7 separate regions of the Mus musculus genome follow, and all the other regions are linked to region 1. A link is a loop called in an ENCODE intact Hi-C map of the cell type or tissue named here. Cell type or tissue: left cerebral cortex. All regions are shown on one strand.

The links. Hi-C counts contacts between places; a loop is a spot of excess contacts. Peaks named below come from ENCODE experiments on the same cell type or tissue, not always from the same donor. Only the 100,000 strongest peaks of a DNase experiment are listed, where the experiment ranks them.
Region 2: it touches region 1 in a loop (2.3-fold over the local background); 4 of 42 quality-filtered maps call a loop at or near these places.
Region 3: a loop joins it to region 1, with 2.0 times the contacts of the local background. A loop is called at or near these places in 3 of 42 quality-filtered maps.
Region 4: it touches region 1 in a loop (6-fold over the local background); 3 of 42 quality-filtered maps call a loop at or near these places.
Region 5: it touches region 1 in a loop (2.4-fold over the local background); 15 of 42 quality-filtered maps call a loop at or near these places.
Region 6: a loop joins it to region 1, with 2.0 times the contacts of the local background. A loop is called at or near these places in 5 of 42 quality-filtered maps.
Region 7: a loop joins it to region 1, with 2.5 times the contacts of the local background. A loop is called at or near these places in 12 of 42 quality-filtered maps.

What each region holds. Positions count from the first base shown.
Region 1 is chr5:25,495,941-25,499,940 of GRCm38, reverse strand. It overlaps Kmt2c (lysine (K)-specific methyltransferase 2C), which reads left to right and starts at 1,158. Exons shown (of 59, transcript NM_001081383.2): 1 at 1,158-1,551. The coding sequence starts at 1,391. 4831440E17Rik (RIKEN cDNA 4831440E17 gene) reads right to left here and starts at 144. Exons shown (of 1, transcript NR_030700.1): 1 at 1-144. In left cerebral cortex, no CTCF peak of the experiment used is centred here; DNase peaks (open chromatin) are centred at 1,273, 1,523, 1,959, 2,409 and 3 more places; H3K4me3 peaks cover 3,081 bases; H3K27ac peaks cover 1,920 bases.
Region 2 is chr5:25,837,352-25,841,351 of GRCm38, reverse strand. The region is part of intron 9 of Actr3b (ARP3 actin-related protein 3B); the gene reads right to left. Among named protein-coding and RNA genes, the nearest start is that of Gm42237, 67 kb to the right of the region's middle. In left cerebral cortex, a CTCF peak has its summit at 1,751; a DNase peak (open chromatin) is centred at 1,744.
Region 3 is chr5:25,732,918-25,736,917 of GRCm38, reverse strand. No RefSeq gene overlaps it. Among named protein-coding and RNA genes, the nearest start is that of Actr3b, 25 kb to the left of the region's middle. In left cerebral cortex, a CTCF peak has its summit at 2,394; DNase peaks (open chromatin) are centred at 145, 834 and 2,399.
Region 4 is chr5:25,758,368-25,762,367 of GRCm38, reverse strand. Actr3b (ARP3 actin-related protein 3B) reads right to left here and starts at 2,395. Exons shown (of 12, transcript NM_001004365.2): 1 at 2,240-2,395. The coding sequence starts at 2,283. In left cerebral cortex, no CTCF peak of the experiment used is centred here; DNase peaks (open chromatin) are centred at 602, 1,280, 1,876, 2,427 and 1 more place; H3K4me3 peaks cover 3,084 bases; H3K27ac peaks cover 2,797 bases.
Region 5 is chr5:25,434,553-25,438,552 of GRCm38, reverse strand. All of the region lies in intron 2 of Kmt2c (lysine (K)-specific methyltransferase 2C), which reads left to right. Among named protein-coding and RNA genes, the nearest start is that of Kmt2c, 62 kb to the left of the region's middle. In left cerebral cortex, a CTCF peak has its summit at 2,266 (motif pointing left); a DNase peak (open chromatin) is centred at 2,269.
Region 6 is chr5:25,703,406-25,707,405 of GRCm38, reverse strand. Xrcc2 (X-ray repair complementing defective repair in Chinese hamster cells 2) reads left to right here and starts at 1,609. Exons shown (of 3, transcript NM_020570.2): 1 at 1,609-1,728. The coding sequence starts at 1,690. In left cerebral cortex, no CTCF peak of the experiment used is centred here; a DNase peak (open chromatin) is centred at 1,574; H3K4me3 peaks cover 1,390 bases; H3K27ac peaks cover 595 bases.
Region 7 is chr5:25,418,759-25,422,758 of GRCm38, reverse strand. The region is part of intron 2 of Kmt2c (lysine (K)-specific methyltransferase 2C); the gene reads left to right. Among named protein-coding and RNA genes, the nearest start is that of Kmt2c, 78 kb to the left of the region's middle. In left cerebral cortex, CTCF peaks have their summits at 906 (motif pointing right) and 1,964 (motif pointing left); a DNase peak (open chromatin) is centred at 1,980.

The sequences.
Region 1 (4,000 bases):
GGATCTAACGTTGTCCTGCCACGGTTGCGCCGCACTAGGGAAGCCTACGTGGGACTCCGCCAGGCCTGGAGCGGCCCACGCCCGCAGGGGGTCGCGGACGCACGTGCGCGCACCGCACGCGGGTGCACGCTCCGGAGTGTTTACATCGATCCCTCCCCCCTCCTCCGGCCGGGCTGGACCCTGATCCCGGATGCCCGGTCCGCAGCTTAGCGCCCGCCAGAGCCCGAGTTGCAGCCACCGCCGCGTCAGAGCGGGCGGGGGAGGGGCGGTGAGGTCAGCGGCGGCGGCCGGGTAGCGCGGGGCGCATGCGCGGACTCAGCCCCGTGAGTGGCAGCAGCGCGCTGGGGGCGGGGGCGGGAGGCGCCTGTGTGTGGGCGAGCCGGCGGCGAGTTTGAGAGGTCTGTGGTGCGGGTCGCCCCGGGGGACCCGGGTGCAGGCCTCGCGCGACGGCCACTGCCGTGTGCGTGTGTTGTTTGTGTGGTGAACGCACAGCCGCAAAACTTCCTCCTTTGCTGCCCCCAGAGAGAGAGCGGGCGTGGGGGAGCGTTCGCGAGCGAGCGAGAGGGATCCCAGCGTGAGGGAGCCAAGCTTGATGGGGCCGAAAGCTAGCGTGAGGGAGCGATCCTGAGCGTGAGGCAGCAAAGCGCCGGCCGGAGAGCGGGCAAACGATAGGGAAGAGCGAGAGCTAGCCGTGCGTTGAACCGAGCGTGAGGGAGCTAGCCACAGGGAACGCCGTGAGCGAGCAGTGTGTGAGGGAGCGATCGCCAGCGCGCGACCGAGGGGCCGGCGCTCGCACCACCCCGGAACCCACCACAACAACTGGAGCAGCTGTCAAAACTTCGCCGCGGCGTGGGCCTGACGGGCTGACGGCGCGGGGGAGGGGTGGCTGGCCCCGCCCCGGCCCGGCCCGGCCCGCCGCCCCCCTCCGCGGCCCTTTCTCCTCCCGCCGCGGGCGGCCTGGGGGAGGGGCCGGGCGGAGACCCCTGCGGCCGCCCCCGGCCCGCGCCCCTCGCGTCGCGCCCCGCCCCGCCCCGCTCGGCGCCGCCCTCCGGCCCGGCCCCGCCGGCCCCAGCCTTGGCCGCGGCGCCCCGCCCCGCGCGGCCGGCCCCGCCCGCCCCGCCCGCTTGCCCGCCGCCCCCCGCCGGCCCCTGCGCGCCGAGTGCGCGCGCCCGCGCCGATGTGTGTGAGTGCGTGTCCTGCTAGCTCCATGTTGCCGCCTCTCCCGGTACCTGCTGCTGCTGCTGCTGCTCCCGGGGCTGCGGGAAATGCGAGAGGCTGAGCCGGGGAGGAGCAACTCGAGCAGCAGCAGCGGCGGCGGCTGCGGCCGCTGCGGCGGGAGGAGCCCCCCAGGAGGAGGACGGGGATCCATGTGTCTTTCCTGGTGACTAGGATGTCGTCGGAGGAGGACCGGAGCGCGGAGCAGCAGCAGCCGCCGCCAGCACCCCCCGAGGAGCCCGGAGCCCCGGCCCCGAGCCCCGCAGCCGCAGACAAAAGACCTCGGGGCCGGCCTCGCAAAGATGGCGCTTCCCCTTTCCAGAGAGCCAGAAAGAAGTAAGTTGAGCGCGAGGGAGCCAGGCGGGCGGCCAGCGGCGGCGCGGCCCGGAGCTGTCAGGCCCCCGGCCCGGTGGGGGCGGGGCGGCCCAGGCGCGGCCCGGTTCGGCGGCGCCCGCGCAGGTCCCGCCGGCCGCGCCGCGCACTTTACTTTGGAGTTCGGCCTCGCTTCTGGGAGAACCGCCCGGCGGCTTCCCCAGGGCCTAGCCCGGCGTCCGCACACGCCCCGCCGAGCACGCCCAGCTTGCTGCCGGCCCGGCCTCTCGGAGCCACAAAGCTGTGGGCGCCAGGGACGGAGCTGTCAAACGCCGCGGCCGGGTGGTCCGGGTGCGGCGGCCGGCGCTCTTTGTCAGCTCGCGGCTCCTTTAACTTTTCTTGCTCCCAGACCGGTGCTTTTGCTTCTTAATGATACATTAGGAAGCCATTCGAGCCTGTCCTCCCCATCCCCCACCGCCCCGAACCGCACCGCCCGGCTCCGCAGCCGGCGCTCGGGATCGCACGGGCCCAGGTGTAAGCGGGCGAGTCGGAGTTTCGGGAACGCGGCCGGGTTCCGCGGCGCTGACGGCCCAGAGCACTTTGTTTAGGGGAGACAGCTTTAAACGTCGCTGGACGAGTAACTTCAACTCCAGCTGGGCAGGCAATGGCTTTCGATTGTTTTTGAGCGTCCGTGAGGACTGTGCCGGGTGGATGAACTGGGCAAGAAGTGTTGTCTTAAAAAGTGGTTATTCGGCAACTTGGCTTGAAAATTAAGGAAACCGTTTTAGTGCCAATGAGTTAGTTGATCAGCAATAGTGGCTCTTCGGGGTGCTGCGGAAGATTGGTGACCGTCTTTCAAAGTTGCAGAATGGCGTGTGTTGCTTACTCATTTCATTGTATGATATTCTCATTGAACTGTTGGCGGTGGAAGGGTGCGCTGGGACTTGCAGGAAGAAGTCAGCACATTTATGGATAGGCTGTTTGTTTGGTTTACGTGCATTCATTTGTTGTGTCTGGTGGTTGCAGCAAAAATAGTGTTAACTGAGCCATAGCAAGCAAGCACCCTGGCCTCTCGGAACCCACTAAGCTCTTGACACAGTGTATTTGGGGTGGGTGGTGGAGAGGGTTTGCTATCTTTTTACTACTAAATGTTCCAGGGCCTTTAGTCGCCTGTATATTTTATCACCTGCCAGCTCTTACCTAGCTGTGAAAAATCTTGAGAGAAACACTTTATAGAGGATGTATACATTATTACATTAGCTTCTTTGTGATACAAAGTTGCGAGTTTATTTTGTCTGTTACTTTGTAAGGTGATGGTCTGCATAAGATAACATTATGCCTGCCTTGACTGGAATTTGGAGACGTTTTGTGGAGTTTTGAGTAACTTTGGACTTGGTCAGTTTGACATAAATACTGTTTTAAAAAGCAACATGGGATTAAGCCATATTAGAAGTTTACTTCGATTCATTCCCATTTCACTGTTTGAAAAACATCTGCATCTCATAAGAGGGTTCATGATGGCACAGGCCTGTAAGATCTTTTTAAGCCTAGCACTCAGGAGGCAGAGGCAGGTGGAGTTCAAGGCCAATTGGTCTACAGAGGGAGTTCCAGGACAGACAAGGCAACACAGACAAGGCAACACAGACAATTCCCTGTCTTGAAAAAACAAAACACATTAAAAAATCTTACTATACTTTAATTTGAGGTAAGTAAATGTTTTATATTTGCATTTAATTCTTCTTTTTTGAGAGAGTAGACATACAAGCGCTCATTTTTGCATTGTTAGGGTCACGCACTTGCAAATGCTTGAGCACACACCGTGTGCTTCCCATTGAGATGAGTTAAGGTGTATTAGTGCAACTCCTTTGAACCGGGAGGAAGGTTCACTTAAGTTATTGCCACTTAATTATTTTAATTCTTAGCACTATTAATGAAGAAAAAATGGCCTTTTGAGAAGTTAAACATTTTCCTAAAGAATGACAGTGTAGTCTTAAGAACACTCTGGCCAATTCTGTTTTAGATTTTTTTTTTTTTTTTTTTTAGATTTGAAAAGCAACACAGAATTCTTTACAAGGAAGTAAAATGTAGTGGTAATTAGCTTCTAACTTTTAAATTCTTTAAAATTAGAAAACGTTTGAAGGGAGTGGAATCTCTAATTGTATTGGAAACATGTAAGTGGAAACTAATGTGTGAAATGGAAAGCAAAGAGGTTTTTGATTGTGTATCTCTACACCATATTAGTATCCATGAGGAAAAGAGCCTGTAGTTAGTGAGGACCCAGAAGGTGAAACTGATGTGTAACAAATGTGATTTAGGTTTGTAGTAAATGAATAGTGTAGAATTGCAAAGAGTGCACTGAAGAAACAAAAGCTAATATCGTTTGTTTGTTTGTTTGTTTGAGACAGGCTCTCTTTATGTAGCTCTGGCTAGCCAGGTACTTGTAGACCAGGTTGGCTTTGAAATCAAAGAACTC
Region 2 (4,000 bases), 340 kb before region 1:
AGCCAGGATAAACTTTGTCCATCAAACACCTTCAGACACTGATCACAAAGGTCAGAAAAACCCATGTCAGCCAATGTGCTCCATGCTGTTTGTGTGTCTCCTCCCCCCCCCCCCAACACACACACAAATATCCCGGTGTAATTTCAAGGCCCCTTACCCTCTTCCTTCTAAAGGACCAGCAGATGGCAGCTGAACAGTTGCCCAAAGGCATACAGCTAAGAAGCTGTAGACCTGCGTAACTCAGAGCTTGGGAGAACAGGACCACATATGTTACTTAGAAACTAAACTACCTCGCCCTGCACATATGTCCTAAGTTTCAAATGCTGCTGTGTGCCTTTACAGGCACGCTGTAGTCACATCAGCTGACTAACCTCTGACATCACAGCATCCCTATGTGAGTCTCCTCCAAGCAAGCAAGGCCAAGAAACTAGGGACCCGGGCCTCATGCTGCCCACAGGTGACTTGGCCGCTACATAGCTGTCTGCTCTAGAGCAGCCACTCCTGACCATAAAGACAGGGAGATGTGGCTTCCCTCAGTGTGTCTCTCCGCAGGGAGCACAACAGAAAACAAGCATCTCTCACTAACAATCAGCTCGCTCCATCAGATCCTGCTCGATACCCAGGAACTCTACAAAGCACTTCACACTGTCATTGAAAATCTAAATGTAGTCATAGGCCTGGAGAGGTCAGAACGCATCTTAGTCAGGAAGGGATCAGACCTTCTCCAGTCGGCAGGTTCTCAAAGTAGAACCACCCAACTCCAAATTATCTGAAGGAGAGGCGGCCCCTAGAGTCAGCCTCAGGCTAGGGTATGCCCCAAAACATAACAAAGTAAAGAAAAAAATGGATGTAAGTTCAGAAAAACACCAAGTACTCAAACACAGGGAAGGGTCAGCACAGAACCAACTTCATGAACAATGATGTTTCTGGAGACTTTGCTCTATTAAGGACGTTTTTACAACACTGCTGAGTGAACACACAGGACACAGATATAACCATGACAGGACACATCCATCCTCTTTCTTCTATCTCAGAGCCGCAAGAAAAGCTCAGCAATAACTGATAATCAATAACTGACAATCAGGGATACAAGCAACATCTGCTTTCTTACACACGTTTCTGGTGCCCCTGAAGTTTACCAAATTGAATGTGCACTTTAAATTAGAGATAAGTCCTTTGCCCACCTACAGAATCTAAACTTCTTATGAAGACGTACATTTTTACATCTTAATGCTTTGGCCACCCCCTCCCTCTGCTTCCCCACTCCCCAAGTGGCTCTGGATGCATCTGCTGTGTCCCTTTGCACAGTGTGAGGGTGTCAAGTGTTCATGAAACCCACTGTCTCGTCTAGATTTTTTTTTTCAAGAGCCCTTCTAAAATTACCTCCCTACCAAAAGTCTCCATTTTAAGTTACCTTTGCAAAGTGTGCCCTCTTTCTGCTGGTAGAAAATGCCATGACACAACATTAGATACACACACACAACCTGTCAGCCTTCTGAAGTGTAAGTCAGAAAGGTTTAAAATTAAAAATCTTTACCACCAGCAAGTTCATTGTCAATATATAATATGGACTGGGGGTATGGCTCGGGGGTAAGCAGATGGCCAAGTGCAAGCACTAAGTCTCATTTCCAATACCTGTTCAAAAAAGTAACACAACATCAAAAGCAACCATACTTCCTGCTCCTGGAACATCAATGCAGCTCAGCTCACACTTGACTTTGAATTCAGTTTGACAGACACATGGCGCCACCTGTGCGCCATCATGTGTAACTGCAGGTACAGTGGTAACCACTCAGGCAAAAGACCTGGTATTGCAGGACTGTAATCCAAGTTACTCTGGAATCTGAGGGAAAAGGATTGAAAGCTCAAGACCTGCCTGGGCCAGAGAGCAAGTCTGAGACCACCATTAGCAGCTTGTCTTGTCTCGAAACAATGTTAAGGGACTGGAATGCAGCTCAGCGGCACTACCGCACTTGCCTAGCATATACAAGGCCCTAGGTCCAATCTCCCCACAACACAGGAGAAAAGGAGGGCGCTTGCAAACCAGCGTAGGTCAGGAAAAAGAAGCATGCTTCAAGACAGGCTGCCTCTCCTCTCTTGCAGTTTAGATGTCACAGCAGCTACAGGCTCAGCTGACAACTAAAAGTGTACATTTGAGAAACCCCCTAACTGTGAGACACCCAACCACGCCCCTGTTGAAATCCAAGCAAATGTTCAGGCTGGCTCTAGGGGCTGCAGGAATCTGCAGGAATCACTTACATGACTTCTTTTTCCTTCATTTGCATTCCTTTGGCCTCTGATCCTGTGGGGACAGTGGCCTGGCAGGCCAGGGACAGTTGTCTTCCAGTATTCTGAGACTTGACTTCGAGGGTGATTGTGTGTGTTGAACTGCCACACTATCACACCTGGTGACTGAAGCACCCAGGAACCCAGGTGTTGCTAACAGAGGTGACACACTGCTGCAGGCGATGACACAGTCAGTGCTTCTCCACTGGAGTCACTGTGCATCCTTCCAAAGTCCTCAGTGGCCCTCAGGACAAACTCAATCTCTACCTCTGTGCAAGGCCATGTCTTCCCTGAGAATCCCAGCCAGCACACAGTGGCATACCCATCTCCTCCAGGTCCCATGTGATCTGGCCTTGGGCAAGCCTCAGGCTTCTCAATCACTACCGAGTGAATATAAATATCAGGCCCAGGGATGCTGAGTCCCCTCCCACCCACAGCACACTCTGCTCCTGGCCCCGCAAACACTCTTCTCTTTAAAGATTTATTTTACTTTTTAGTTTTGTGTATGCGTGTGTACATCTCTCTATGTGCATGTTTACACATATGTACCAGTGCCTGCAGAGGCCATAAAAGGGCATTGGATCCCCTGGACCTGGGGTATACACTGTTATGAGCACCCAGTGTGGGTGCTGGGTCCTGTGCAGTATATGTTCTTAACTAGCAAGCTTGCTCTCTTTTTTGTTTTTGTTTTTGTTTTCCAAGACGAGTTCTCTGTGTAGCCCTGGCTGTCTCAGAACCCACTTTGTAGACCAGGATGGCCTGGAACTCAGAGATCTGCCGGCCTCTCCTTACTGAGTGCCAGGATTAAAGGTGTGTGTCACCACCTCGCAAAGATTATATTTTACTTCCCATCCTTGTGTTCCCTGTTCTGAGCAGATCACACCAGCCTGGAGGACACCAGTCTGAGCTGTCCCACAGTGTAGCCCTTAGTCCAATATTTCTATTTATATCTGTATCAATTAAAATTAAACAAAATTTTATATGCCTTCTTGTTGCAACCACATTTGAAGGATGCAGCAGCCACATGTGGCCAGTGGCACTGCCGTGGATGCCAGAAGTGCAGCCACAGCCACTGTGGTACAACCCCATGGGAAGCATTAGCTCCAGGAAGCCCCTGAGGCACCAAACTGGGCTCAAACCGGGTGCCCATAAGTCATCATGCTCACCTCACTCGATGCCACTGAATTCCTGCTTCCTGAGCACCTGTGCTGAGCCTAGCAAGCAGCCAGCAGACACCCCGGCGGGGCATTATGAGATAGCTTATCACTTATCATCCTACCCCTGCATTAAAATCCCTGAATTCAGCCATGACTAGTTGTTTACACCGGGCTTCCTTTCCCACTAAGACGGAAAGAAATCTTACTGTTTTAGAGTACATTAGCAGGAAGCACAGTTAAATGTTGTGGGTAGGTTTAAACGTTCTGTAACTGTTAAACCCATGACCCGGCCCAAATCTAAACCACTGCCTTCCCTCTGCTCGAATCTTGGACTTGCATCTGGGTTTCACTGGAAAGGGACTATTTGTAAAGGATGCTGGGTTGAGATGTAGCTCACTAGCAGAGTGCTTGCCTACAATGACCTGCATTCTATTCCTAGTACTGAAGGGAGAGAAAGGAGAGAACAAGATAAAACACCACTGGTAGATATGTTTTCTAATTTTCTGTTTCACCTATTGAAGATGTCAGAACTACTCAACATCAATAGATAATATACA
Region 3 (4,000 bases), 240 kb before region 1:
AGCACTCAGTGTGCAGTGTACAACACACACAGCACTCGGGGTGCAGTTCGCAGTGCACACAGCACTCGGTGCAGTCTTATAAGCAGAACAGCGGAGGGGATGGTAAGTGGGTGGACAGTGGGATAGGAAAGCAGTAGAGGGCAGGGGAAATACAATGAAGGGGACAAGAGCATGTACTGTCTAAAGGCAAGGGTGAGTTCAAATCAATGCCCACATCAGATAGCAGTTAGCATCTGGCTCTTTTATGACTGACACCTATGTTTGTTAGCAAATAAGCTGAGGGTTTTAAGATACATCCAGGGACAGGCATGACTTTAAACCCACTTATTGAGGCAGGAGAATTGCTATGAGTTTGAGGTCAGCCTGATCTACAAAATGAGTATAATCCTTTCCAAGGATACATAGCAAGACCCTGTCTCAAAAAGTTACACAAATTAATAATAAACTAGACACAGCAAGAAAACAATTGGGAGCTGGTGGGATGGTTCAGCTGGTTCAACCCATAGAACACACGTTTTGGAAGGAATGAATAGATGGACTCCTGCAGGTTGTCCTCTGCTCTCCACACATTTACCAAAAAACATATCCAAATAAATAAATAAGTAAATAATAAGAAACTTGATAACTGGGCAGGGTCACTAAATTATGAAAATAGAAACATAAGCGAGCCTCACTACTGATGGGGTCCATGCAGGAGACCTCCCAAGGTAATGCTTAGACCTGGTCTCAGCACCTTGGTGGGAGTGAAAAGAAGAACTGAACTGCCACTGCTACCCCCATCTCTCTTCTAGTTCCCTCCCACATGCTGGATCCAGGCCTGGCTCAATGCCTAATGTAGCACCAAGCCCAGAGTGTGGGAAGGAAACAGATTGCAGAGAAGAGGGGCAGAGGTGGCAGTTTCTTTCACCAAAGGAACAGCTACATAACCTGCAGTCTCAGGACAAAACAACAATCCATGAGGAATCTCAAAGAAGCAAACAGTCTTGAGCCAAGTGTGGCCACATCCTTATTGTTGGACAGGGGTTCTCAACCTTCCTTAAATACATTTCCTCACGTTGTGGTAACCTCCAATCATAAATTTATTTTTTGTTACAACTTCATAACTATAATTTTCCTACTGTTTTGAATCATAAATGTAAATATATAATATGCAGGATACCTGATATTCGAACCCTGTGACATCTGATATGTCAACCCTCAAAGGGGTCATGACCCACAGGTTAAGAACTACTGATGTGCCGGGCAGTGGTGGCAGTGCACACCTTTAATCCCAGCACTCAGGAGGCAGAAGCAGGTAGATTTCTGAGTTCGAGGCCAGCCTGGTCTACAGAGTGAGTTCCAGGACAGCCAAGGCTACACAGAGAAACCCTGTCTCGAAAAACCAACGACAGCAACAACAAAGAAAAAGAGCCACTGATGTAAGACATTGTACACAGAATCACAGGGCTCTAAAGATGGTCTTGTAACAAGACTTCTGGTCCAGTGGGGCATGTAAGTGAAAAGCAACCCTGCAGCATAGTTCACTCGGAATAGTTGTTTTTAAAATCCACAAGGCAAGCAAACAAACAACTTGTCTTTGTTCATTTGCTCATCAGCAGATAAGACCTGTGTATCTCAGGCTTGGACCGTTTGGATGAGATGCTCATGAGCTTGAGGGCAATCTTGAACTGCAGATCTCCCTGTTTCTCTCTTCCAAGTGCTGGGGTCACAGGTGTGCACGGAAGATTTAAGGTGCAATGATGGAACCCAGGACTCCATGGGTGCCAAGAGAGCCCTTCACTAACCGAGTGACACCTTCAGCATCCTCTGTGTCCCCAACCCATTTTGAATTGTTTAAATACAAACTAGCACCTCAGACCCTGGTGTGGTCCTCAGAAGCATTTGGGGGTGCACGTGACATTTTAAAGCCCGAAGAGAGAAATGTTTTCCTGAGGGGTGGTAGTTTCCCACTTGGCCTCTCATTCCTGCCTCCAGGCTGGTGAAGGCTGGTATAGGCTGATGTAGGCTGGTGAAGGCTGGTGTAGGCTGGTGAAGGCTAGTGAAGGCTGGTGAAGGCTGGTGAAGGCTGGTGAAGGCTGATGTAGTCTGGTGAAGGCTGATGTAGGCTGGTGAAGGCTGGTGTAGGCTGGTGAAGGCTGGTGAAGGCTGGTGTAGGCTGGTGTAGGCTGGTGAAGGCTGGTGTAGGCTGGTGAAGGCTGGTGAGCTCTGGCATTGGATTTTAATCCTGGCCCTGAAAAGTCAAGTATTAATTTCTTGGGATCCTGGCACTTATTTAATGATTAAACTTTGTAATCCATAGGTTTGTACAGTGAGTACATTATAACCCAAATATTATAAGCATTAGAACCCAAACAGCCCTCACATCCACCCTTCTGGGCAGCATCGAGCTGAGACACTAGGAGGCAGTGTTGGCCAGTCATCTGTTCTTTAGGACTTGGGGAAGCATGAAAGGAATACTTCTTAATCTTCTATACATTAGCTTCAGGAAAGCCTGTAAAAGAAAAGTGCAGATACTTCTAATTGCCATCATATAAGCATCAAACCCAGGGTCAAATCCTGGTCATAAAACAGATGGAAAGTCAGGTCAGTAAATGGCTGAAGAAGAGCTTGAGAGCTTTGATGGAGGAAGGGAGGGAGGGAAGGAAGGAGAAAGGGATCCAAGAGAACGCCAGGGACAATACAACCTTGGTCACTGACTTTGACAGATGGTAGGCAAGCTTCTTCTGTCTGAATACTTTGGCTCAGCGGTCTTCCTTTACTGGCGGAAGGAAAGCGGAAGTGGGAAGGAAGGAGCTCTGAAAGGTGCTGTTCTCCAGGTGCATCCATCTGAGATCAGAGCAGATCTCGGGAGCAGTTCTGTGCCACCAGTCACCAGCCCTTTGGTTCTCACTTCTGGAGAAAGCCAAGTCTTCTAGGGATACTCCCGAGTTCCTAAGAGACACAGAGAAGAGCTCCATCAGCCCCTCTGGTGTGTAGGATACACAGGAGAATCATTTGTGTACACAGATGACTCTAAGGTACTGTATTCGAGAAAGGAGCATGAATGTCACACTGTGCCACAGGATCTCCAGGTCAGTGAGTCAGAGTCCCCCAAGACGTAAATAACTCAGCTGACCTAAAGAGTGGCACCTAAGACATTTCAGGCAGTTCCAGGGACCTTGGGAAAATCTCCATATTTCTGTCTGAAGAGACAAGTTAGAACAATCCCATGTGCAATCCCAGCACATCAGAGGCTAAGACCTTGAGTTTGGGGCCAGCATCGGAGAGGGGATTATAGCTAAAATGGCAAATCCAGCTCGTTTAAAGATGTGCAGCTCAGGGCACCTACATCAGCATTCCAACTCATGGTCTTGAGGCTGTGTGCTGTTTGACATCGTAGCTATGCCCTAAGAGTTTGGCTCATACCTCTCAAATGGGGCTAACCTATATGTGTAGATGACACAGATCATCTATACATAGCATTTACCATCGCAACAGGCATGTGGAAGCTGCTCACTAAACACTAGTGTGACATTGTGAGGAGATAGAAGCACAAATGGCTCAGCAAGAGGCAGCTCCAGAACCTGTGTCCAATCGTGGCAGTTGAGGTATTTGTTCTTTTGCTGGTTTGCAGTTTGTTTGGGTTTTTAGCTCATGTGTGCGTGGTCTGTGTGGGCAGTACCCACAGATTCTCAGAAGCTGCAGTTCCAGGTGGTTGTGAGTTGCCTGGTGTGAGGGCTGGGAAGCAAATGCCAGACCTCTCCGCAAGGTTCCCTTAACCACTGAGCCACCTCTCTGCATCCTGCATGCATTTTAATAAATCGGTTCAAATTCTTTTATCCTGAGTTAGTCTGCTTTGATCCTTATGTCAAAGCACAAATTACTTGATGAATACAAATCTCAAGGCAGCTGCACTCACATCACTCTGAGGAAGAAAACTTAATTAATTGTGGTAGCTCATTGACTTCCAGTAGTTCATATGGGCAAACACTTAATGTATTCATATTTTTCAGTGCAGAGT
Region 4 (4,000 bases), 260 kb before region 1:
ATGAGCATGTGGGCACACAACTGCAATCCTAATGCTTAGGAGGCTGAGGCAGGAGGATTTCTCCAAGTTCAGTACAAGCTTGGGTTATACAACAAGAAGACTCTATTTAAGAGGGGGTGGGTATCAGAGAGAGAAAGACAGACAGTGAGACAGGGAAGCAGAGAGAGGGCACACTGACAGACAAGACTGGAACTCAGGGTGCAATTCAGTGGTAGAGGCTCCACTTAACAAGATCCCCAGGTTCTACGTCTACTACCACCACCAACACAAAACAAAACAAAAACCTGCCCATCTCATCAGTAGTGCCCACGTGATGAGTCTCCCAAGTGTATTCTGTTCCTCAATCCTGGCTATTTTTAGCTGCACTGTTCTATTCTAAGGTAAAACTCAGTCTAAAATGAGATCTCCCAAGTCTATTATGTTCCTCAGTCCTTGTTATTTTTAGCTGCATTTTACATTTAGTTCTATTCTGAGGTAAAACTCAATCCAAAACAAGAAATGCAAGAATCACTAATACATGGAAGCTGGAACGCTTAGGCTATGCAGTCATCTTCTGCTCACACACTGAACACTGGGGACTCGTGATAGCCACAGGGGCTTCAGTGGCAGAAAACACCCACAGGAAACCCCAGGTCCCTGTCACTGAGTCCAGAGCCTCTGACAGCCTAAAGATGCTAGCCTGAAGCACAGCTTTGGGCCATGACGATCTACTGAAGGTGAAGGTGACATCAGTCACTGACCCCAAAAGGTCAAGACTGAGCACTCTTTAGATCATTATAGCAAGAACAATGGATACGGTGTCAGCTTACTAATAAGAAATACAGCACAGATGGCCCAGGGAGTGCTGCTTTACTGTTAACACTGCGCAGAGAGAGCTTCAAGTCTCAGCAGTTTAGGCAACACAAAGCCAAAGTTCTCACATGCAGACATTAACATAAAAACAATGTTTACATATTGCCCTCATTGCTGACACTTCCAGACTGAAGGGAGTGGCAGATAGAGTGAGACAGTAAGGGGAGCCAACACATGGGGGAATGGTCCACAAGAGCCATACTGATTTGAGCAAGTCTAGGGAAGTCAGCAACTTCTCAAATACAGGGCAACAAAACTTCTCTATAACGTTTATTTCCAAAAGAAAAATTAGCAGAAATAGAACATGTTTTCCAGTCTGTAACCACTGCTGGTTCCGGAGCAACAAAAGGAAAGACACATCAGTAGGAGATGGACTGTAGCAAATTAGAAGACACCCCCACAAGGTTGTCAAGGAAACCAAACCAAGTATATTTTTCTACAGGAAAGAATTGCAAGAGAACATGCCACAGACTATTCGGTGACAAAGGATTACCATCCCTTGAAAAACATTTTAAGAGGCTAAATTTATTTGCAAGCTATTTATGAAGTACTTTGTCAGCAATGCCAGCAGGTACTCCCAAACTCCCAGGTTGGAGGTTTGGCTGCCACCTTCCTAAAATTAGCTAAGCCTGACAGCATAAGCCATTCTTAAGGTCTCTTCTGAAAAATTAACATCTTCAAAAAAGAAAAGAGTTATCTACTTCCCCAAAAAGGAGAGGGCTGTTTTTTTTTCAAAATGTTAGTCTTTTTTTAATGTGTGTGTGTGTGTGTGTGTGTGTGTGTGTGTGTGTGTGTGTGTTTTAAGAGCAAAGATAAGTGTATGCAAACCAAAGCAGGAGCTGGGCTAGGCTGTGCCATTTCAGAGTGGAAAAGAGCAGAGTGGGAAAGGGGACTGGGTGTCAAGTTGACATGGCACGTGTAAACATCTCCACGAGTAGGTGGTTGGTACATCAGTAGGGAAAGGTGACACGCGCGCGCGCGTGAGTGCACAGGATGAGGACAGGTGACAAGCACCCCGGGGATGGGGGGGAGAGGAACTACTCTGAGCTCTCAGGTGCAAGCCCTGCAGAGAAAGTATCTGCAGCAACATCCCGGCAAGGTGCAGCCCACCCGGTAACCCCGCAGCCTCATGCCCTCAGCACCCCATCTTCTCAGAGCCACATCCCTTAACTCTCTAAGCCCTCAGATTGAGCTCCGTCCCCCAGCTCCCACCCCACCTAAGCTCTATCCCTCAAACTCCCCAACCCCTCAGACTGAGCTCTGTCCCTCAGCACACCATCCCTCCGTGCACCATCCCTCCGCGCTCCTCCTGCCGTCTGACCCCGCGGGGAAATGGCTCCAGGACGCCCAGCGAAGCGTGAGTGGGCGCGTGGGGCGCGGCTCTTACCCGGTGCCGCAGTCAACCACGCAGGGAGGCAGCGAGCCCGCCATGCTCGGCCACGAGGCGCTCCGTCCCCACCAGCCCCAGCGTGCCCCTGGGTGCCCAGTGCCAAGGTGCCGGGTCGCAGGCAGCGCCGCTCCCCACCCAGGAGCTGCCGGGAGCCCAGAGGCTCTGCCTCGTGACGTCACTCTACAGTTGGCCAATCGGGGACGCGCACGCTCCGCCCTCTTGTCAGCCATCCTTAGTGCTGGCAGCCCGGCGTTTTAGCCTATGCATCTATCCTGCAGTGGAAGAGATTGGAGTCTATTTTTAACATGCATAAGGTGACTATGACCCCATTTGCGAGGCCTGAATTCTTTCTCTTCTCTCCTTTTTACAAATTGCAATTTTGTTTTGTTATGTTTTGTTTTCGAAACAGGGTTTCTCTGTGTAGCCCATACTGCCCTGGAACTCTTTCGGTAGGTAGTTCAGGCTAGCCCCACTTGCCTCTGCCTCCCTAGTGCTGGGATCAAAGGTGTGCCCCACCACTGCCGGCTTATCTAGCTGCAATTTTTTTTAAAGATTATTGGCTGTGTGTCTATCTGTCGCTATGTCTGCTGGTGTGTGCATGTATGTAAGAGCAGGTGCTCTTGGAAGCCAGAGGCTTAGGATCCCATGCAGCTGAAGTTATAGACAGCTGTGAATGGGCACCAGGAATCTGAATTGGGTCTCCCGGAAGAGCAGCAAGTGCTCTTCGCTGAGCCATCTCTCCAGCCCCTTTCTCCTCTTAATTCTCACTTCAATGTTCACTTTATTCTCTACCCCAACAATCTCTTGATTTTATTTCTAACACTTAAAGCTAGTTTGGGTACTTATTAGTAGATGTTCACCTCTCCTGAATTATAGGTTCTCCTAGGGCAGGGCTTCATGCTTAACACATTTGGTGCTCCGATAAAAATCACCTGAATGTTGAACGAATAAATAACCTTCACTGTAGAAAAATACTTATGACTTTCTATGATAGAGCACTGCATAATGTATCCTGGGAGAAAATCAACATATGCATAATTAGGCTTAAGGAATAAATGACCTTAGTCAATGCCACATCAATATTACTAGGAAATATTTTCTAATATCAAAGATAGGGTGATTATCCAGCATCATTGTGGAAAGGAGACTTAAGAAGGAAAACACCTACCTACTGGAAACCCCACTTGCACCCTAAATGTTAGCCTCTAAAGTTCTTGACTGTGATGCCAAAGGAACTTTCTAGAGATGTATTAATTCACTTGGTCTTTACTGGGACTTAAAGCATTGTGGATTTTCCACAGGAGAAGAATTAGATTAGTTGACCATTCTTGGGTAATTCTTTTTTTTTTTAAGATTTATTTATTTATTATATGTAAGTACACTGTAGCTGTCTTCAGACACACCAGAAGAAGGTGTCAGATCTCATTACGGGTGGTTGTGAGCCACCATGTGGTTGCTGGGATTTGAACTCGGGACCTTTGGAAAAGCAGTCAGTGCTCATACTGGTTGAGCCATCTTGCCAGCCCTTGGGTAATTCTTTCTTTCTTTCTTTTTTCCTGCATGCAAGGGAGCAAATAATCCTAAACCTAAAACAATATTCAGGGGAACTAGAGAGAGAAACAGAAGACAGATAAAGAGGATGGAAGCTCCCAAATGGGACCCAGAACTAGAAGCAAGATATCTTTCCTTCCGTGCATGTTACCAATGCCCTGCCCATTTCGATTGTCTGTCAGTCGGTCTGTTTTTGAAGCCTGGACC
Region 5 (4,000 bases), 61 kb after region 1:
ATCTGAGATTCTCTCGTGTATGTGTTGGTGATTCTTGCATCTATGACTCCTGATCTCTTTCCTATGTTTTCTAACTCCAGGGTTGTCTGTCTCCCTTTGTGATTTCTTTATTGTGTCTATTTCTATTTTTAGATTTTGGATGGTTTTGCTCATTTCCTTCGCCTGTTTGATTGTGTTTTCCTGTAATTCTTTAAAGGATTTTTGTGTTTCCTCTTTAAGGGCTTCTAGCTGTTTACCTGTGTTCTCTTGTATTTTTTTAAGGGAGTGATTTACGTCCTTCTTAAAATCCTCTATCATCATCATGAGATGTGATTTTTAAATCAGAGTTTTGCCAAGTTGATGCCAAGTAACCTTGGTTTCTGTTGCTGATGTTCTTATGCTTGCCTCCACCATCTGATTATCTCTAGTGCTACCTGCCTTTGCTATATCTGACTGAAGTCTGTCTTTCCTGTGATCCTGGTTGTGTCAGAACTCCTCAGAGTTCAGCTGTCTCTGTGATTCTGTGATCCTGAGATCCTGGGTGTGTCAGAGCTCCTGGGAGTCAAGCTACCTCTGGGACCCTGAGATCCTGGTGTGGCAAAACTCCTGGGATTCTGGGATCCAGGGATCCTATGGTCCTGTGGTCCTGTGGTCCTGGGCGTGTAAGAGCTCCTGGGAGTGGGTCTTCTCTGGGAGTTGTGGGACTGGCTACAGAATTAGTGCCCAAGGTCTACTCAGGGCACCAGTCCAGACTGGAAGACCCATCTCTCCAGTCTTAAGTGGGCTAATTTACATTCTTACTATCAGCGCATATGAGGACAGTCTTTTATCTTAACACCAGTCATTTTTGTCTTATTATTTTTTATAGCTACTTGGGAGGATGAGATGACATTTTGTGGTTTTGGTTTTTACTTCTATGATGAGATATTTTCTTAGACATTCTCTGTCATATAACACACCCTCTTCTTGCTTTTGAGTTGAATGTCTTACATATGTTGCAAGTATATCACTTATTAATGAATAATTTGTACTTCACTTCCCATTCTGCAGGTTGTTCATCTTGTTGATGGTTTCCTTTCTTGGACAGATTTTCTTAGAAACCTTATTAGTTAAGTTTTTGCTTTAGTTGTTCTTGGTGTCTTCTTTCCCCCCTCCTCCCCATGGGCTTTCCATATCTAAAGATGTCTTTGTGATGAGGGGTGATTTTTGAAGCGCTTCTGCACTTTTAATAGTTACAAAGTTTTGGGTTTTATGGAATGATATGACCCAACTGTACATGTTTAGAATTAGGGGCCTGCTTTATTTCTTCTGCATTGCATGCTCACTTTGTGGAGCATCTTCCTTTCCTTTCCTTTCCTTTCCTTTCCTTTCCTTTCCTTTCCTTTCCTTTCCTTTCCTTTCCTTTCCTTTCCTTTCCTTTTTTTTAAAAAGTTTGTGTGTGAGGAGATACTGTTTATAGCTCAGTTTGGTCTAGAACTTACAGTATTAGTTCCATCCCTCTCAAGTTCTGAATTACACCCTACCTACGAGTTGTATATTTTAAAGTCAGGTATTATAGTTCTTCTAGGTCATGTGTCCCTATCCCTCTATACCCCTATCTGCTTTTCCACAGTTTCAGGATTGTTTTACCTTCTGAAGGCATTCATTTATTGAGTCAGGGCCTCATATATAGCCCCGTGTGGCCTGGAGCTCCCTATGGGTACCAGACTAGGGGCAAATTCATAGAGATATACCTGACTCTACTTTGGTTTGAAGCATGCACCACCATGCCTGGTCTTTCCTTATATATTTTGTTATTAACTTTTCTTGTTCCTTGAAGAAAATTGTTCATATTTTGATAGAAAATTGCATTCAATTGATGTGTTGATCAATTTGAGCTATGTTGTTTTTTTAAAAAGTATAATAGATTTTTTTCATGCAATATATTATGTTTTCCCTTCCCCCTGCTTCTATCAGTTCCTTCCCATCTCCCCTCTCATACCTAATCTTCAAGCTTTCTATCTCTCAGAATTACAAACAAGCCTCTAAAGAATAGCAATAAAATAAAACAAAGCAAACAAATCGGAATAGAACAAAACAGCCAAACAAGAAAAAGCCTAAGAAAGAGCAAAAGAAATGCACATAGATGGAGAGTGCAGACACTACACACTTGCTCATAGAAGCTGTAATATATACACAAAGTACTTGTAATTTTTTTTTTTTTTTTTTTTTTTTTTTTTTTTTTTTTGATATAGGGTTTCACTATGTAGCTCTCTCTGGCCTGGAAATAACAGAGATTTGCGTGCCTCTGCCACCTAGTGGTGGAATTAAAGGCAAACTAAGGTCCTGTAATTTTTTTTTTAAAGCCCTGACGTGTGTGTGTGTGTGTGTGTGTGTGTGTGTGTGTGTGTGTGTGTAAGAAGCGTCTACTGTATTAAGTTTCATACAATTTCTCAAATGGCTTTTGGCTTTATCTGTCCCTCCTTCCCTTCCTTTACTTCTTTTTATTTGATCATCCTGTTCCAATCTCTTCCCTACCCATCCATAAATATGTATTCAATTTCCCTTTCCTGCAGAGTATCCCCCCCCCCTCCCGGCTATACAGATTGAAGCTTGCTTATATCAGTGATTTAACGGCTAGCATCGACATATAAGTGACTATTTGTCTTTTTAGGTATGAGTAATTTCACTCAAGATGATTATTTTCTCTTGTCAACTTACCTGTGAATTATATATATATATATTTTTTATTAGGTATTTTCCTCAATTACATTTCCAATGCTATCCCAAAAGTCCCCCATCCCCCCCCCCCCCCATTCCCACTTTTTGGCCCTGGCATTCCCCTGTACTGGGGCATATAAAGTTTGCAAGTCTAATGGGCCTCTCTTTCCAGTGATGGACGACTAGGCCATTTTTTTGATACATATGCAGCTAGAGACATGAGCTCTGGGGGTACTGGTTAGTTCATAATGTTGTTCCACCTATAGGGATGCAGATCCATCTAGCTCCTCCATTGGGGGCCCTGTGATCCATCCAGTAGCTGACTGTGAGCATCCACTTCTGTGTTTGCTAGGCCCCGGCATAGTCTCACAAGAGACAGCTCTATCTGGGTCCTTTCAGCAAAATCTTGCTAGTGTATGCAATGGTGTCAGCGTTTGGAAGCTGATTATGGGATGGATCCTCGGATATGGCACTCTCTAGATGGTCCATCCTTTCCTCTCAGCTCCAAACTTTGTCTCTGTAACTCCTTCCATGGGTGTTTTGTTCCCAATTCTAAGAAGGGGCAAAGTGTCCACACTTTGTTCTTTTCTTGAGTTTCATGTGTTTAGCAAATTGTATCTTATATCTTGGGTATCCTAAGTTTCTGGGCTAATATCCACTTATCAGTGAGTACATATTGTGTGAGTTACTTTGTGATTGGGTTACTCAGGGTGATGCCCTCCAGGTCCATCCATTTGCCTAGGAATTTCATAAATTCATTCTTTTTAATAGCTGAGTAGTACTCCATTGTGTACATGTACCACATTTTCTGTATCCATTCCTCTGTTGAGGGGCATCTGGGTTCTTTTCAGCTTCTGTCTATTATTAATAAGGCTGCTATGAACATAGTGGAACATGTGTCCTTGTTACCCATTGGAACATCTTCTGGATATATGCCCAGGAGAGGTATTGTGGGATTCTCAGGTAGTACTATGTCCAATTTTCTGAGGAACCACCAGACTGATTTCTAGAGTGGTTGTACAAGCTTGCAATCCCACCAACAATGGAGGAGTGTTCCTCTTTCTCCACATCCTCGCCAGCATCTGCTGTCACCTGAATTTTTGATCTTAGCCATTCTGACTGGTGTGAGGTGGAATCTCAGGGTTGTTTTGATTTGCATTTCCCTGATGATTAAGGATGTTGAACATTTTTTCAGGTGCTTCTCTGCCATTCGGTATTCCTCAGGTGAGAATTCTTTGTTCAGCTCTGAGCCCCATTTTTTAGTGGGGTTACTTGATTTTCTGGAGTCCACCTTCTTGAGTTCTTTATATATATTGGATAT
Region 6 (4,000 bases), 210 kb before region 1:
TGTGTACTGTACACATAAGATTTGTACTCAGAGATGTACAGAGTATAAATATTCTATCTATCTAATCAGTGGGCGTTTGACAGGCAACAGTTAAGAAAACTATTCTCCTCTCCACTCCTTCCTCCACCCAAGATCTTAACACAATGGGCCAGGGAATATAATTCATCTGCAAGAGTGCTTAACTAGCATGCACTAAAGTGCCAATGCCTAGAATCTCATAGGAGTGCTGCTGGCCTGTATTTCTAGAACTTGAGAAAAACAAACAAAAGAAAATAACTATCTCTTGTGAGGCTATGCCAGTGTCCGGCAAATACAGAAGTGGATGCTCACAGTCATCTATCAGATGGAACACAGGGCCCCTAATGAAGGAGCTAGAGGAAGTACCCAAGGAGCTAAAGGGGTCTGCAACCCTATAGGAGGAACAACAATATGAACTAACCAGTACCCCTCCCCCAGAGCTGTGTCTCTAGCTGCATATGTAGCAGAGGATGGCCTAGTCGGCCATCAATGGAAGGAGAGACCCTGGTCTTGCAAAGATCATATGCCCCAGTACAGGGGAATGCCAGGGCCAGACAATGGGAGTGGGTGAGTTGGGAAGCAGGGCGAGGGGAGGGTATAGGGGACTTTGGGGATAGCATTTGAAATGTAAATAAAGAAAATATCTAAGAAAGAATGAAAGAAAGAAAGAAAGAAAGAAAGAAAAGAGAGAAAAGAGAGAAAAGAAAGGAGGAAAGAAAGAGAGAGAGAGAGAAAGAAAGAAAACAAACAAAAGGCAAACAACAAACCTAACCAAACCAAGAGCTTGAAAACTTCACAGGCTCAGTGTATTTCCACAGTTCTTTTCAATTCAATATACATTTTTCTCTTCCCACCCCAGTTATCTATAAATACCACAGCCAGTCATAGGCTTTTGCCTCAAGAAAGGACAAGAAGAGCGAGCTTGCTCAGTAACGGTGTTACTTCTCCTGTTAATCTGGTTATGCTGTTCTGCCCAGAGTAGTCTCCTGGGCTCGAACTATTATCTGGCTTCAGCCTCAGGAGTTGTTGGGACCACTGACACACCAAAAGCCCAAATCAGTAAACTTTTGTCCTAGTACCTTTGAGACACAATCTCATACTACAGCCCAAACTATAGCCTGATCCGACTCTTGGTGATTCTCTGCCTCAGCCTCCCGAGTGCTAGGATCACAGGCATACACAACCGTGGCAGGAAGATGTACTTTAAGTTTCTTTAGAACAAGTAAGCACGGGCAGTGGTGGTGATCGCCTTTAATCCCAGCACTCAGGAGGTAGAGGCAGGCAGACTTCTGTGAGTTCGAGGCCAGCCTGGTCTACATAGTGAATTCCAGGACAGCCACGACTACATAGGAAGTTCGTCTCTAAAAAACAAAAACAAAAAACTAAATAAGATTTAGAAATCACGTACATGTTAATTTTGCCTGATAAAGACCCGTCGAGATGAGTAACTGAAGATAACATAAGGACCATAAGGACTAAAGGAAACGCAGGAGACTGGCGTCACCAAGAGGGCGCCGCAGCTTTACTGCGCATGCCCTCGGCTTCTCTGGCTCCGAGCCCGCACAGTGCGCACGCGCACACAGGGTCATTGCTTTGACTGGCTGCGTCTTTCGCGCTTTTGCTAAATGGCGTTGCTGGCGGGTAGGTTGAACCCGCGGAGCTGGCCGGGCGATGTGTAGCGACTTTCGCAGAGCGGAATCCGGGACAGAGGTGAGAGCCGCGGGGCGACGGGAGGGCCGCGCACTACAGGGGGAGGTCGCCGAGCGGCGCCCAGGGCCACCGTGGGGCGGCGCGACAGCCGCCAGTGAACCGGTCAGGGATGGCGAGCCGTGCAGCAGGAGCTGGGGAAGGGAGGACCACCAGTTGAGGCATCAGTAGACGTTTTCTAAATTTAGGTAGCTTGCTTCACCTCTAACTAACCTGTTTGTGGCATCCGGCCTTCTGTATCCCAGAATACCCCTGTCGTCTATCTCTCCAGAGCCACGCAAGCCATTTCACTCAGGAACCGTTAAACGTTAACGTGTGTTACTTGTTCGAGTACTGTCAGCCAAGAGTTGGGAATAAGAAGCAACAACAACAAAATTAATCAACAGGCATGGTGGTACACGCCTTTAATCCTAGCACTAAAGAGGCGGAGGCAGGCAGATCTCTATGAGTTTGAAGTTAGCCTTTATATAGGTAGGTCCAGGCCAGTCAGGGCTCTATAGTGAGACCCTCTCTCACAAAACAAAATGTAATAATCGAAGCTTCTGTAAAATATACAGCATATGGTAAAAGCATGCCTCTCCAAAAGAGGGTAAGACAAATTGTAGGAGGAGCTAACTTAAATGTATTCAGAGGGGATCCAGGTAGCTCACGCTGGCCTTGAGCTTGCCGTGCAGCTGAGTATAACCTTGTCCTAGTTATTTATTTGTAGAAATTATGTAAATGAATGTGTGTCTGTGGGTTGGTATGTACCCATGTGTGTAGATGAATTTGGAGGCCAGAGGAAAAGGTGTCAGATGATCAGGAGCCGGGGTTATTAGCAATTGAGTTATCTGAGCCAAACTCATGTTCTCTGTAAGAGCAAAACCCATTCTTAACTGAAATCCATCTCTCTGGCCCCTAACCTTCGACTTCTGACCGTCCTGCCTCCGGAATGCTAGGATTACAAGTGTGTGCTACAGTGCCCTGTTATCCACTGCCAAGGATGGAATCCAGGCTTTCATGATTCCTAGGCATGGGATCTGCCACCAGAGCTACCGTTCCCAGCCCCTGAACTGGCACTGTAAGGACTGTTCAGTGGTTTGCTGCTGAGGAGGGAGCAGCTCAGGTATGGTCTGAACTTAGCAAGGGCAGCAGTTCCAACCTGTGGGTCACTGCCCCTTTCGCAGTCCTCTATCTCAAAAAATATTTACATTACAATTCATAACAGTAATAAAATGACAGTTAGGAAGTAGCTTCAAAAATAATTGTATGGTTGGGAGTCATTGCAGCAGGAGGAACTGTGCTACGGGGTTGAAGCGTTAAGAAGGTTGCTTTAGGGGAACAGCCAGTGGTTCTGTAGAGTCGGAACAAAGACAATGTTGGGAAGCGAGCTTTAAGAAATAGGTGGAGTACGCATCTCCCTGTGTAAACCCAGCCTGACGGACACACACGCACACACACACACACACACACACACACACATGCACACACACCACACACACACACACACACCACACACCACACACACACCACACACACTCACCACACACACACACACACACACACACATACACCACACACACACACCACACACACTCACCACACACACACACACACACATACACCACACACATACACACACCACACACACTCACCACACACGCACACATACACCATACACACACACACACCACACACACACACACTCACCACACACGCACACATACACCATACACACACACACACACACACACATACACTCACCACACGCACACACACACATGCACACACACACACACCACACACACACACACCACACACTCACCACACACACACACACACACACCACAATACTGTTTCTCACTTCCCTCCCAGGTCACCCACCAGGCTTTTCTCTAAATGCACTGAACATGGCAACTTCATAATACACAATAAATATTGATAACGGTGTCTGGTTTTCACTGGGAAAAAAGAAGCTACAGAGCTGCCTCTTTGTCATAGACAGATATTAAGTAAGACAAAATAGCATTTATTTAAAAATAATTAGTTTTGTGTAATCACAGACTTACAAACTTTTCTATTTATATAAATTGTTGCCTTGTACATATGTGTATACGTCGTACATGCCTGGGCCCATAGAACCCAGACGATCATCAGATTCCCTGGAAATGAGTTACAGTTCTCAGTTGCCATGTCAGTAGTAAGACTTGAACCTTAACCCTCTGCAAGAGCCATTGCTCCAGCCCCTGAAATACATTATTTTGTTTTTGTTATTTTTTGTTTTCAAGGCAGGTTT
Region 7 (4,000 bases), 77 kb after region 1:
TGATCACATTGCTGACTGAGCCTCTTGATCCTTATTTTTAAAATGAATATCCTCTGGCAGAGACTGCTCCTTTTTTTAAAAGTGGGGAGTCAGAGATCTGCTAGTCAATTTTCATATCATTGGGCTTCTGCTCTTATTAAGCACACTATCTACTTCTTCCTTTAACCTCATTATACTATGCACATACTAAAATTTATCTTATTTAAATTTTTTTTTAAACAGTGTTTCCTTTATGTAGTGTTGGCTGTCCTGGAATTCACTACATAGGCCATACTGGCCTCAAACTGATAGAGATCCACCTGCCTCTGCCTCTAGAATACTGGGATTAAAGGCATATGCTATTATTGCCCATTATGATTATTTTATTTTTAATTATTATATGTGTTTGTGTTATCTGTGTTTGAGTATGTGGACATGAGTGTATTTGCCATCAGATGACAGAGGCACTGGATCTCCCAGAGTTGGAGTGACAGGTGGTTGGAAGCTTTTGCTTTAACCTCTGACCAATCTCTCCAGTCTCCATGCATGACCCCCTCCCCCCAGCACACTCCCCCCACCCCCATGGTTTTTCCTTTTTTTCTTTTAAAAGATAGGGCCGTAGGCTAGGCTCAAATTCACTCTCCCTCCTGAGTGCTGGGGCAATAAGCATGGCTGGTTTAGTATGGTGCTAAGGATTAAATACAATGCTTTCTGTATGCTAGGCAAATACTATATTAACCAAGCTACATTCCCAGCTTAAATAAGCATACTTCTGTCATGTCAGTTACTGTTCCTGCTACCATTTTCTCTTTCTGAAAGAGATTGATTGATTGATTGATTGATTTTAAAGATTTATTTATTAATTATATGTAAGTACACTGTAGCTGTCTTCAGACAACCCAGAAGAGGGCACCATATCTCACTATGGATGGTTGTGGGCCACCATGTGGTTGCTGGGATTTGAACTCAGGATCTTCAGAAGAGCAGTAAATGCTCTTAACCGCTGAGCCATCTCTCCAGCCCCCTGAGAGAGATTTATGAAGACTAGGTATCTACTTTATTTGTATACAGTATATTGTATGTAGTTATAATCTTGTTATAAATAGTTGGTATAAAGAAATGAAATATGGAGCTAAAGAGATGGCTCACAGTGGTTGAAAGCACTGGCTGCTCTTCTGGAGGTCCTGAGTTCAATTCTTAGCAACTGCATGGTGGCTCACAACCATCTTTAATGAGATCTGATGCCTCTTCTGTGTGTCTGAAGACAGCTACAGTGTATTCATAAACATAAAAATTAAATTATTTTTTAAAAAGAAATGAAGTGTTAACTTCTTAGCACAAAGAAGTCAGGAGTGTTCTTTCTGTTACACCCTAAACTATTTTTAGATAATTTGTGGTCGTACATCAAGAGCCACAGGTACAATTCATTGAGTAGCTGTTTAGTATACATGAGGAAGATAAGCTGTAGGTGAGATGAGCAAGACTATATAGACCATACTGCGTGAATGTGTACAGCCAGAATAGCAACTGTGTACTCATACTTAATAACAACTTCATGTTTACACTTGGATTCATGCATTATATTTTTTGATCTGAAGGATAGCTTTATTTTAGGAGGCATTATCTATTTGATTTTGAAAACAAACCAAAGTTCATTAACTTGTCATGGTCCTATGGTCCATGGCTGAGTTAAAGATGTCTGTCTGTTGTGGATGATTAGATTTTTAAGCCATTGTTGACTTAAACTTTCTCTTGTCTTAAACCTAATTCTTTAGGGTTCATCAAGAGTTGTGGTGGTGTTAAAGGGTTGAAATGATGTATAAGTACATGAAGTTAGAGGTCAGATTTAATTTTCTTTGTATCTCCTAAATGCCATATAACCAGTGATATTTCATGAAGTATAGATACTTAAGTTCTTTTAGAAGCTTCCTTATTGGGAATTAGGTTCTACTGTAGTCTAGTTACATGGCACATGTGCCACCTAGTGGCTAGAAAATTAATTAGGCGCTCCCTCCTCCCCTTTTGGCTATAGAGAATTTTGTGACTAAGTGGAACTGAGTATTTTTATTTAGGCTGGGTTTAAAGTTGGGAAGTGTCTGGCTTCATTTCTGTTGTTGGGATAATACCCCGACTAAGGACAACGTAGGGAAGAAGAGGATTTATTTGACTCACAATTCCAACTTACTGTCTGTTGTTTTAGGATAGTCAAGGCTAGAGCATGAGCTTTGTGTAGACATTGTATCCACAATCAGGAGCAAAGAAAGAGTGTATCCTTGTTTGCTTGCTCACAGCTTTCTTATTTTTTTAGAAATATATTTTTCATTAATGATTTGGCTTACTTGTATTTAAAGATCATTTATTTTTATTTTATGTGAATGCATAGTTTGTCTGCATGTAAGTCTATGTAGCACATACATGCCCCGTGTCCTCAAAAGTCGAAAAAACTCCCTGGAATGGGAGTTATATATTTTTTTAATTTTTTATTAGGTATTTTCCTCATTTACATTTCCAATGCTATCCCAAAAGTCCCCCATACCCACCCCCCCACTCCCCTACCCACCCACTCCCTCTTTTTGGCCCTGGCGTTCCCCTGTACTGGGGCATATAAAGTTTGCAAGTCCAATGAGCCTCTCTTTCCAGTGATGGCCGACTAGGCCATCTTTTGATACATATGCAGCTAGAGTCAAGAGCTCCGGGGAACTGGTTAGTTCATATTGTTGTTCCACCTATAGAGTTGCAGTTCACTTTAGCTCCTTGGGTACTTTCTCTAGCTCCTCCATTGGGGGCCCTGTGATCCATCCAATAGCTGACTGTGAGCATCCACTTCTGTGTTTGCTAGGCCCCAGCATGGGAGTTATAGGTGGTTGCGAGTTGCCATGTTTTGATGCGGTATGCTCTTAACCACCGAACCATCTCTCTAGCACCTCAGCTATTTTTCTTCTCTCTAGGGAATGGTACTTAATACAATGGACAGTTAAATAAGATAATCCCCTACCTATAAGGCCACAGGCCAACCTGGTCTAGATAATTCCTCATCAAGACTTTTTCCAGATGATTATAGGTTGTATCAAATTGATAATTAAAACTAACCGTTGTAGGAGGTGACTGTATCCATCCATGGGCAACAACTGTGTCCATAGGAGGTAATGATTGATATACACAGGGGGTTGATGTCCAGTGGTTTACTCTGTTGATGGCTACATTGGTTTACTTGTTTGCTTGCTGATTTTCACTGTGTAGCTCTGGCTGTCTTGGAACTCCTAATGCAGACCAAGCCGGCCTTCAGCTCAAAGAGATCATGTGCCTTTGCTTCCTAAGTGCTTTGATTAAAGTATGTGTGCCACCATACTTGGTCCCTGGTTTTTTATCTTGTCTTTTTGAGATAGAGTTTCACTATGTAGCTCTTGTTGTCCTGGAACTCAGTTTGTAGAGCAGACTGGCTTAAAGACATGCATCACTAACCTGGCACACCCACACATTGATTTTTGAGACAGGGTCAGTTTAAATCAGACAACCAATTGGCTATGAGCTCCAGGGATCTTCTTATTTCTGCTTCCCAAATGATGGGATTATAGGCTTTTGATGTGGATTCTTGAGATCTGACTTCAAGTTTTAATTCTTGTTTAGCAGGGCTTTACAGGCTGAGACATTGTTCATGTTCTCCCCCCCGCCCCCAGTTTCAGATATGAAAATTCTCCTTTCTGTTTCTTCAGTTTCAGACATGAAAATTGTTAGTTCTGTCTTTTACAAATTGGACTGCATGTAACTGAACATTTAAAACCCTATGAAAAGTAAAAAGTGGCCAATTAAATGAGCTAGTGTCTGGTTTATCCATTATACAAATGCTGGCTGGAATATTTCATAAGTTATCACTGATCTTCACAGTCATTTATCCAGTTGTGCTCTGAATGAGATCACAGGTTTAATCTTTAGTTGATATCATCCCAACTACCATGGCATGTTTCACTTCTTACTGCCAAACTGACAATTTTTGAAGAGTAGGACTAGGAGAAGAATACTG